Regions from separate parts of the Mus musculus genome. Here region 1 is linked to region 2. Evidence: chromatin loops called from intact Hi-C (ENCODE). Cell type or tissue: left cerebral cortex. All regions are shown on one strand. Each heading gives the region's core, and the rest is flanking DNA. Links, peaks and the distances in the headings are about the cores only.

Region 1 (5,982 bases), core at 364-5,363, 160 kb after region 2:
CCGCATTTGCCTTTAGGGAGGGCACCCTTTATGGTGAGGCCACGCAGCGGCTGCCTAGCCTCAGGTGCCTCTTACTGAGTTCTACACTGGAGCCAGCTCCGTCCTGCTGTGGGCTGCGCCCTTCTCTGGCAGCCAGCTTATTGAGAGGGTGAGCAGTCTGTGCTCAGGGTCCCTTGATTCTGGAGCCACAGGGCAGAGCAAAGCCAAGGCCAAGCCTGAGAGTTTGAATTCCTAATGTGCCCCGCCTTCGTTCTGCCCCAAAGGCAACAAGGGAACCCAGGTCCGCGCAACACCAGAAGCGTTTGGGCTGCTTTCGGCTTTGTTTGCTTTAAAACGTAGGTGCAGCGTTTCACCCCAAGATCAGAGAAGCCTCTTACCTCCTGAATACGATCCTTTTCTAAGTTCTTGGGGTTGTGTGTGTGTGTGTGTGTGTGTTCTACTTTTTATTTTATTTTAAAAGAGAGAGCGGAACAGTGGAGAAAGGTTATCTAAGCTGGCGGTGGTTAAAAAAAGAAGTCTCTGGTTGCCTGTGATCTGGGTTTGCTGCCCTCCAGGGTTCTTGCCCCTGGAGAGCTTGGTTAAGTAGCCAAAGGGACATCCCGCGCCAGTCCTTGGCAAAGCCCGGGTCCTGTGGATCTCATTTCCACCCAGCATGAGAACACGCTTGTTTTATGAACAAAGTGGATTGCCTACCAGATCGATACACTGAAGTGTTTTGTTGTTGTTGTTGTCGTTGTTGTTGCTGTTGTTGTTGTTGTTGTTTTTAAAGAGAGTCAGGCCAGCTCTAAACACTGCAGGACTTAACGCCCAGACCTCATTCTGTGTGGAATCTCTCCGGCCTGTTTCGGAAGAGCTCTGGGACTCTTGGCCAGCCAGTGGCTGCCCTACTCTACCCGGATGCCCACTAGGGACTCGGTTCCTCCTCTACCTACGCTGCCCAGGGCAAGGCAGGATCCGCTTTCCAACTCTGCTCATTCCCTTATATTTTCTGCTTCCTGCCCATTTTCTAACGCAAGCGCCCATCCAGAACTCCAGGAGAAACCCCTGCAAATTCAGGGCGCAAAATCTTTCTTTCAAAGCCCAATTGAGTACCTCCCTTCTTCGCAGCGGGAGACCAAGAGCCTGGGAGCCTTATAGGTAGGTGGCCCCGCTCCGAACACCCTATACAGCCCCCCATCTGCATCTCTGCTCAAATGTTTTACAGTGTGCTTAGAGCTTCTTTTTATCCCTCTAGCGTGGGTTTGACCACCTGAGAGTAGCAGCCGCTCCCAGATATCCGACCAGTCTTCTAAACTTCCAGAATGCCAAGTTTCCTGGCTCGAATATGCAACTTGAGGGCCTTTGGTGGTCTCTGGATTGGATTGCAACGGGGGGGGGGGGGGTGGCAAATTTTCTTCTGCTTTGCACATGGGACCTGTCAGGCAGCCTCTAAGTTTAGCCTCTGCACTCCAACCCTAGAGTGTCTCCCTTGACCAGGACAAGGTTCAAATGTTCAAAGATTTGAATTTAGGAAACCTATCAGGGCAATATCTGCACGTTTCTTTTTCTGTCCACCTTCGTACATTATTGTGTTAAAAAAACAGACCTCCCCCCTCCCCCTCCACATGTCTCCTCTTCCATACTTCTCAACACGTAATGTGTGCACTGCAGGGACACACACTGAAATCTCCTTTCTCATGGTCATGGTTTGGGGCTCAAGAAGACTAAATTCTAATTCACAATATTTCTTAAAACAAAACAAACAAAAAACAAAAACCTGTTTCCAACAGTCAGAGTTAAAACAGCCAAAGCAATGTTAAATCAGTTCCCTTTTTCTTCCTAAAGTTTGCCCAATCATATATAGTAATTGTTTTTTCTGGTTCTCACTTTTGCTTCTTTGCAGATTTGTTGTGGTTGTTGTTCCCAGGGTGGTGTCTGAATGCTCCCCTGGCTGCATACCCAGCCCCTTGCTTCTCCTTTTAGAGTTTCTTAGGTTGTTCTAGTCACATATAAGTCATAGTATCCGGATTCTCTTATTGTTTCCCCCTGATGGGCCAATCATTGGGATAATTGATTTATTTGATCCAGGAAGTGCTGATATCTTGGGGAGCAAAATTTGAGTGAGCTTTTACTTTTAAAGAGACAGCCGGGCCAATCTTTTAAGGATGGGGAGGGGTGCCTGTGTTTAAGTGTATATTCATGCAATAATGCCTGTAGATGCTGATTTGTATAGAGTTGACAATATTGACAATTTGTCTAATATCAAAGTGGATGTTGATCTTAGAGTGTGAACTAAATGAAGTATTATCCCATGGAGGGGAAATGAGAAGCAAAACTCTAAGCGTGTAGTAGTCAGTCATTAATTATGAAATCTAAAGCTCTTTTGAACATACGATGCTTGCTAGAAGTGAACTCTTCAGGGTGGTTTTATTTTTGTTGTTTGCTTTGGTTGTTTTGTTTTTGTTTGTTTGTTGTTTCAGTCTTTTATTGGAAATAAGAACTCAAATTCTTGTTGACTAAACGGAAGTTTTAGGACTAGGATGTAGTTTCCTTTCTTTCTTTCTTTCTTTCTTTCTTTCTTTCTCTCTCTCTCTGTTTTTACGACTTTGTCATCCACAGGATCACAGTCATGTCAGAATATCTGGAGAGAGACAGAGACAGACAGGCAGACAGATAGATAAACACAGAGAGCAGGGGGGAGTGGGACAGACAGACAGACAGACAGAGAAAACGGAGAGAAGCCCTACAACCATGACCATCTTTGCATCAAAATTTTCCAGACCTCTATTTTTTACTGTGATCCCACTGATCTGAGTTTGAAATGCGAGCGCAGTGAAGCCCCTAAGCCTTCAATCCTGTGAAATTTTCAAAAGATCTCTAGAAGCAATCTCAAGCTGCCTGACCCCTGACAGGCACCGATCTCTTTATTCCTCCGGCTGCCAGCACTTCATTTGTTGGAATATCTTTCAGATTTGCACCTCCAGATGACAAACCTGAGTGTTTATTATGTGAACATGAATCGGAAATCTCCAAGCCCGTACAAAAGCACCATCTTAAACATAATATTTAATTTCTCAGCCTAAGTGCCAGCTTCTTTATTTGCTTTTCATTAGCTTAAATATTTTTCCAGGTCTCCCCTGTGTCACTTTGATATTTAGATGATTTTCTTCTTCTTTTTTTTAATCATCAGTTTCCCCCTTGGAAAAAAATATCTATCTCCAGTGTCTGCAAGTGCCCGTACAATGTCACAGCGCCTCAGTCAGCCAGGACTCACTCTCTGACATCTAGCCCTGGGACATGGGACACTTCTCCAACAAGATGGGGGCTTAGTCTCTCTCTCTCTCTCTCTCTCTCTCTCTCTCTCACACACACACACACACACACACACACACACACACACACTCTCCTGTTTTTTAACCAGCAGTCAGTGCTGGCTGTAGACCAATGATGACCCTCCATTTGATTCCACTTTATTTTCCTCCTGGCCTTTTAGATTCCTTTTATTTTTATTTAAAACAAAACAAAATCTCAGAAAGTGCAGGGGGGCGGGGGAACATTCCATGGTTCAAACATGCCCAGTTTGGGGCCCGTGCATCCCTGAGTGTACTGAGTTTAAATTTTCTTTCCAAATCAGTGACTCCTGCCCTGGACATTCATTCAATCTTGCCCTGCTACAGTGGGGATAAAGGGTACTGAGGGGGAGTAGATGGGCATAATTCCTAAAATAGAACTGCTATATTTAAATGCTCTCTGCCAAATAAATATTCCACCTACAAGGCACTAGGGTGAAGACATTGGAGGCCCTTGTCTTGGTTTCAGCCTCTGACAGGAGTTTTAGAGCCCAACAGGTTGCCCTGTTGAATAAGTTGAGACAGAGACAAAACTGCGCCCAAGCAGACCCTGGGGATGAATCACCAATATGAAGCAGTCCCGGGTCCAGAGAAGGTGGGCTGACACCCCCTCTACGTGTTTGGATGCCGTGTTGCTATGATTAACTTATTAAACCCCCTCGTAATTATTTTAATTTGACTGAAAAAAATACTTTGGGCAGAGATAGGACGTGTTTGTATTTATCTCCCTCCATACCACACACACCCATAAAACCTGTGTTAAAACAAATGTTACTTTCCTCTCTCCGTACATGGGCCCTCCCTTTTTTGAAATAGACCAGAGGAACTGCCATTAGATCGAATGGCAAGTCTTTATGGAAAGTGTTTTGCATAATTACATACCAAAGCCAGAACAGTCACCTCCACATTTTATGGGTCACAAACCATCAACAATTGCCACATTATTGTCCACGAAACCTTCGTCCCTTCATTGATGGAGCGGACTCCACTGCCTAATCTAGAACGGGAGAGGATGGAAATTTCTTCTAATAAGAACCCAAGAAGATTATGTCCTCAGTGACGCCGTGTTTACATATAGTTATAAAGTTCAGAGAACCGAAGGGGAGAGGGAAGGAAATCGGACTAGGCCTGATTAAGAACACGCATCCGTGTAATATAGATAGCGCATCAAAGGAGGAGGCTGGATACCTCTCCCCTTTCAGTTTCGACCCCTTTTCTACCTTTGTGATGCTGTAATTAAGATATTCTTATTTAGACAGACAGCTTCTCTGGTAACTGAATAATATTAGCCCCTTTGATGTCAAACTTTTGACAGTTATCACACCAGCACTGGGCAATTTAGCACAAATGCCCTCCTTTAAAAAGAGAGAGAGAGAGAGAGAGATAGAAACCCCCAGTGTCTTTGAAGAAATCTAATAAGTGCGATCCTTATCACCAGGCGATTTAAATCGCCGACGACAGGCCACCTAGCTATGAATTACATTCGGTTATACATAATAAAGCTGAATTTGGGTTTCAGTTCATTGCTCGGCGGAAGAACCCTAACTGCATCACCTCTCTTCTGAATCCCAAAGTAGTTGCTCAGATGAGGAGAAAGCACCCAAGATTACCAGGCCAGGGCAAGGACGTTGAAGAGATGGGGACTAGTGAGTGCAAAGCCGAGCGCCCTTTCCCCAGTTCCGGGGAGTGGGGCAGGACCAGACACCCACTCTCCGGATGAGATGTCGCTGTTGCTTTCCTAGCCTGGCCGCCAAATTTGGGATTTGCCAGATGGTGGGATTATCTTCGCGTCTGTTATAGTGTGTGTGTGTGTGTGTGTGTGTGTGTGTGTGTGTGTGTGTGAGAGAGAGAGAGAGAGAGAGAGAGAGAGAGAGAGAGAGAGAGAGAGAGAAGAGAAGAGGAGAGATCGCGGGTGGAGGGTAGAGAATAACGTCAAGACAGAAATCTAGAGACTGAGCTGGCTCCTTGAAAATGCTCACTCGGTTACCCTTTACCCGCTTTGGGCCCTGCCACCTCCTGGACCCTCACTCGAGCCTTTGGCATCTCGGATTGGCCTCCCCCTCGGGCACAAACAACACCAGCGCCATCCGGGCCCCTCGGCGTCGGCTCCCTGCCTAAGTCTCAGGACCTGAAGCTTAGTGCCCAGATGCAAAGAGCAAGGAGTTGGGGGTGGGGGTGGGGTAGGAACAAGCCTCGTGGAGGAAGAGTGGGTGGGTAGGAGAGTTGTTAAGGGAAAGGAGCAAAGAGGGCGGAGTGGGAGGGGTGGAACGGGAATACTGACACCTGGAAGGCATTGTCTTTGCTAGAGACACCTGTCAATCTCTGCTCAGGGGTCTTGAGGCCAGGGGCGGGGAGGCCGCCGTTCTCCTTGGTGATGTCATCTAGGAGTCTCGTCCCTAAGGAGGGTGGGAATGGCTCCGAGGGCGCAGAGCCCAGAGGGCTTAGAGAAGCGTGGGGGAGGAAAAGAGAAAATAAACAGAAGTAGCTCTCTCGGCTGGCAATTTACATGGAAATCAATAATCCAACTTTAATGTTATTTTTAATCTTCCCTGACCGTCTTGCCTTTTCACTAGGGGAGAGGGGATGAGGTTACAACAGCCCATCCCTCTACCCACACAATCGCTGGGGAAGTCTTGTTATCTCAAATCCCGGT
Region 2 (5,982 bases), core at 641-5,640:
CTAGTCTCATCAGCTAATAGACAACATTTTGACCACACAAGTAGAAAACATATTAATTGAGAAAAATTAAGTTTTGAAGTATATCCAGCCTTGAAGATGTTCAGATAAACTGTTGCCATAGGATACATGTAATTTATCACAATCTATTTGTACCAAATCCATTATGCTTCCAAGCATTGATCTTAGCACTAAGACAGGGCATGTGCCGCTTACGTTATCAGCATTGGGTAAGACTTCATTAGGATCACACTTAAAGTCATTTCAAATGTCTTTTTTATGCCAAAACAATTCCTGTTGACTCATTTCCAATTTCTAATTATATGAATAATTATTTCTGAATCCCACAGTTCTCCTAAGTAGCATCTATTTTAATAACTGCAATTGATACTTCCATCAGTTAATATACTGTCTTGCCTCAGCAAATAATCAAACATCTGCTGGTTGCGTTTGCTGTCACTGAGTAAATGATTTTATTTAAGAGAAATCATGTAAATTAAAGAGGAAGACTGACTATGCAATTTACCATTTTCATTAGCAGAAGCACGACGTCATTTCTCGTAAGAACTTCCACACCTAAAGGAAAGTGGCCTTCCCTCATTCACTTCCTTAATGAGCTTAGGGAATAGAATTTGATTCTGGAAAGATAATATAAAAATAAATTCTATTTGACTATAAATTTTTTTTTGCTATTCTGTTGGTATTTAATTAATGACCAGCACAGATGATCTTTAATGCATCATGCTGTGTGGGTTTTGCTGTAACACGGTATATTAGGCTTCTTTCTAACTATGGCCTTAGAAGTTAATAAATGCTTCCTGTATGTCACTACTAAAGAAGTGGAGTGTATGCTTTTAAAGCTTTGCTTAGACATTTTTTTGGTTTTCTTTGTTTTTGTTCGTTTGGGGGATTTTCTGTTTGTGTGCTTGCTTGCTTGCTTGCTTCCTTGCTTGCTTGCTTGTTTGCTTGCTTATAACCATGTACAAGTCTTTTTGGTTTTTTGTTTGTTTGTTTGTTTGTTTGTTTGTTTATTGTTTGGGGTTGTGTTTTTGGTCTTGGTACCTCCGAATAGACACAGATGGCATCCATTGAATGAAAAAAAAAAGGAAGGCTCCCTGCTCATTGCAACTCCCAATGCTCTCAGTGATCTCCTGTAATTGATGAGAGCATTTCTTCCTTGTTTCTGTCTGACAGATGTCAAACAGAAGCTGCTGACCTAGTGGGGCCATAATATACTTGTTCATGTCCTTACCTGTTCTCACAGAACAAGCTAGAAAAGAAACCTGTCTGCCTGGATATGTGATTAGTGCTTAGCTTGGACTTGACAATAGCTCAGGATGATGTATTAAAGTGATAAGGAATGAAAACAACCAATGATAATAAAAGTTCCAAACCAAAATGCTAACAGGTAGCAAGGTCATGCACACAAAGAGGGCACAGAAAAATAGGAGAAGCATTATTTTAACCAGTATAGTAAATGATACTGCTTTAGGAATACACAGTTCCATTAAAAAATGGGGGTCGGGGGAAAGCACGTTAAAGATTTCTAATGAAAAAAAAAAAGTAGTTTTCTCAGAAAAAGACAAAATCAAGTTCACATCCTTAATACAGAAATGACTCCTGGAGCTGAGTGACACTTGTTGCAAAGACTGTCTTTGGGCAGTTTCTCACACACTAAACTACAAATCTGTATCCTTGTAGGGAGAGTTGTAGAAGTTCAGGCTCACCTAAATGACTGTGGCCCTGCTTTACACTGGTTCAGGATGTCCAAAAATCGAAGCCCTTTAGAGTACCTTGTTCAAAAGGAACAAAGGGAAGAAGAGTGCCATAAAAGGAGAGACATTTTATCATCTTTGATTTAATTCCTTTGAAGTTCTTCCTTCAACTAAAAATAGAAATTACCCTCCTCGCTGTTTTCGTCAAGATCCCTTAATTTATTCCATTGTAATTTTTCCAAATAATCACACGTTTTTGAAGGATAGAGGAAAAATTATGTAACAGAAATGTTTGCCATTTTAGAATTATTCGGGGAAGAAAGGCTGAATTTAGTAGCATGTGTGGCTTCCAAAAGAGACAGTGAGAAACTGAAAGGTGACGTGTTACCTGGTTTGTCTATTGCTAAACTTGAGAAAACCTCCAGAACGCACACCATTCTCTCTGCAATCGATCATAACTGAACCTCAAATGTATGGTCCTCTTTAGAATGTACAGCCTTTATTTTGCCTAGGATCAAACTCCAAATCTGCACCTCATTTTCCTTAATCATATATGCACATTCGGGGCGGCAGAATCTATGTGGAGAAGAAACCTCTCTTTGCAAAGTGAGCCCTCTCCACCACAGCCAACTGCATTAGCTTTCGGCTTGGATGAGATTAAATATTGTTTTTCTTAAATCGATTTTATGTGTCCCTGCTGTTTTTCCTGTGTCCTTCGCTTTGTACTCTGGTTATGTTACCCTTGGCTCAGAGGAAGTCCACCGCTGGAATATTAGAACATGGAAAAAAAAAAAACCTCCATCATTGTCCCAATGTAATAGATATTGTTTTAGAATGTTTGTCCTTGGGTTTAAAATAAAAGATATGCTAATAAGTGCCCTATTCAACATTTTACTCTCCTACACTAAGAAGCTTGTTTTCATTTGATGCAAACTATTAATGCTAAAACAAAAATTGTTTTGAATTCATTTATAAGGGATACGCACCTACTTCTTTAGTTAAAACCAGTGATCCATTAAGGCTTCTCTCGCTTTTTTCCAAGCTCCGAGCATACTGACTATTTAAGTATGAAAGGGCGTGAAGGTGGGGGGTAGGTTTAGCTAAATAAAAGATTGCTTGATATCTTGGGGTTCTTTGAAGAGTTTTATAGGCTTAGAGTTCACAGTTTGAATGAAGGACATTTTTAAAACTTTTCTATATGGAAGTTTGTTAACCTGCATTTCAATTATTGAATAATTAATTAATTATACTAATTGTCACAGTGAAAAAATTACATGATGAGCAACTGGAGCTGCAGTCATGAATTGAAGTTTATGGATGTAATGTGGAAATAAGTAAAATTGTCTCCGGGTCTCAGCAGTTTATAATCTGGAGCATACAGTGTTTGCTTTATATGCAGACTCTTAGATATTCTGGAATGTTTGCTTTGTAGTTTATAAAACTGGTATTTGAATGCTAAATCTGTTTAATTATTTTATGAAACAACAATAACAAAAAACAAAAATGAGTTATTTATCATTTGTGCCGTTTTGGCTTTAAAAATTTGCTCATATTGACAAACAAGGCAAATAAAGTCATTGTACATGAAATACATTCTTGTAGAAAAATAATTATGTCTATATACTTAGAAACCTAAGTTCCAAAACAAGGAAGGATATGTATTTCAAAGTATGAAAGTTCATCTTTTGGAAATTTTGTTTTTAAAAAATATATTTAAAACAACACACACTTCAAATTCTCTACACTGAGAGAAGAAAATTCACTTTCATTAAATGTTTACTGCTAGACAAAACAAAAACAAAACAAAACAGAAACTCTTGCACTTTATTTATCTTGAAATGCTTAAATGAGCCTTGGAACACAAAAACAACTAAACTAAACTAAGTCTCGCAGACTTGTATGAAATACTTCTCCTGACAAGAATAAACAGAATCAAACCGAGTACACATGGGCCAATATTGACACAGACCACTGAGAAAGCGAGAATGCTCGATCAATCTGCTCAGCCTTCTCCTGCCTAGCAAAATTCTCGGCTACAGTATTGGTTTCTAAGAGTAAACAAGATTAAGACACCGAACTTTTTCCTGCCTTATTTATTACCCAGGACATTAATAGAATTTTAAAACAATCACTCCTTTGCGAAATGCCTTGAAATTTTTATTATTGTCAATGGGTAGTTTGTCTGTATCAATGGTGTGAAGTATAGAAATAGGTGAAACAAATAAAATTGAGTGAATTAATAAGTTACTCAAAATGTTGGCTTTTTTTTAACTGAGTGGATCCGAACAGTCTTAGATTACTTTTGCTATATTTTGTAATTTATCATGGGCCATAGGAACTGAAGTTTCATCATAATTTTCTGAAGCAGAGCACATTGTGTAATCACAAATTTTATAAAATATTGAATTATAAAATCAAAATGGATATTGCCTTTCAAAAATAACTTTTACATAGAGAAAATTAAAGTAATTTCTAAAAGAGTATAAATTGTCTTCCTAAAATATTACACATTACCTCCCCATTCTTATATATATTACAGTTAAATCTTATTACAAATGAATTATGATTACAGAGGCTTTTTATAAACTATAATAGAAAAGTACATAATTGTCTTTTAAATCTCTATTTCGATAGTCTCTGAAAAAATGTGAGCTTGCAGTATAGCTTGTAACCAAATGGAAGCATGTTTAAATGGGGGTTAAAATCAGCATTATCTAAAAATCAAAACTTATTCAAAATTACACTTTCAAGAAGAAAATATAACTATATTAAGACAAATAAGCATTGTTTGTTTTTTCAAACTACAATAGTTTACTCGATGCTACCAAAACAATTATTAAAGTCTTCTCACTTGCTGTGATTAAATCAATTTTGATAAAATTGCTCAACTGACAAGATCTTAGACTTTTAAAATTATGAAACACAATATTGCACATTCTACTTTGGCTTTTTTGTTATACAACTTTGTGAAAAATACTTAAAGTTTAAACAAATATTAGTGCAAATTTACTTAACATTAAATTTATTAAATGATTATTTGAAAATAGCAATACAAAGAACAAAGACAAGTTTTGTTTCGTCTTGAAATTCCAGAAATGGGGGGTTGGGGGTGGTGAAGGGTCTGATTGTTTTTACTGAAATGTTTTAAGAATCATTTCAAATTTAATAAAATTAAAACCTTCATTGAAAAACTTGAAAAAGTAGGACAGTATCTTTTCACTATTGAACTTTTTTGTTCAGTGGGAAGCTGTGAAAACATTTATTTATGGAGTACATTTCAACATAGAAATGAACTCCTCAGATTTTAGATTTGAGGAACATATATATTTTTTAAATACTATTGGTACAGTTAGCCTTTTTACTCGATTTATTTAGATTCAAATAATATTCTCTGTACCTAATATGTCTTTGTCTTTTAAAAATTGCTCAGTGTTTAATAAGATTCCACTCTTTTTTTTTTAAGTTATTTTTACTCCTCCGGGACCTGGGCTTCATTGCTGTTGATTTAGAAACCATCTGAAGGCTTTCTGCAGGATAGCTAGTGCTTGTACCGAATGAAATTGTGGACCAGTTTTCTGTTTTCAGTGACCAGAAAAGTAGGATGCTCACTTGCTTCTTTTCAAATTGCAATTCATAGTGCTTTATTTCAATGTTTTCCCCTATATATCTACCTGTCATACTGCTGTTTGAAGCCACTAAAGAAATCCTTCTTTCTGGATGATGATTCATGAAAAATTTCAGATTTGTCAAAAGATAACATCAATTTGTACAATAAATTGGCTTGTATACTTGTTCAAGATTGACTTACCCACACATTCTTAAAATAATAAATGCTTTTTCTGAAGTTGATTTTTTAATGCTAGAAGCTCCTCATTAAAAACTGACTTGAGTTACTTAGCTAGGATGAGATTGCATAATAAGGAAAGAGAAAAATTTTAGAACAAAAAAATAGAATACTGTCTTCCAAAAATAAAATAAGGCAATTATATCTATAAAGAGCTTCCTGGAGTTTTTTTTTTCCCCCTTAGGACAACAAATTCCTTGGGTTATGCTATAGTTATTTTAAAAAATCATTTACTAACATGTTGTTAAGCTGCTTGATGATTTAACCTTTACTAGTAAAGGAGTAAAAATATTTTACATCTCTACAAAGCAAGAGAAAGGAGATAAAATAGCAAGCCTTTCCAGACACTTGGAAGAGCTGGAGTTAAATGACCCTATTGTCTTGCATCTTCTCCGCCAGCACATGATGAATAGATAAATTCACATA

Evidence for each region. Peaks named below come from ENCODE experiments on the same cell type or tissue, not always from the same donor. Only the 100,000 strongest peaks of a DNase experiment are listed, where the experiment ranks them.
Region 1: it touches region 2 in a loop (6-fold over the local background); 7 of 42 quality-filtered maps call a loop at or near these places.

Annotation. Positions count from the first base shown.
Region 1 is chr7:70,325,417-70,331,398 of GRCm38, forward strand. The region is part of intron 1 of Gm29683 (predicted gene, 29683); the gene reads right to left. Among named protein-coding and RNA genes, the nearest start is that of Gm29683, 9.4 kb to the right of the region's middle. In left cerebral cortex, for the core only: no CTCF peak of the experiment used is centred there; a DNase peak (open chromatin) is centred at 2,934.
Region 2 is chr7:70,168,952-70,174,933 of GRCm38, forward strand. No RefSeq gene overlaps it. Among named protein-coding and RNA genes, the nearest start is that of Gm35271, 31 kb to the right of the region's middle. In left cerebral cortex, for the core only: no CTCF peak of the experiment used is centred there; no DNase peak of the experiment used is centred there.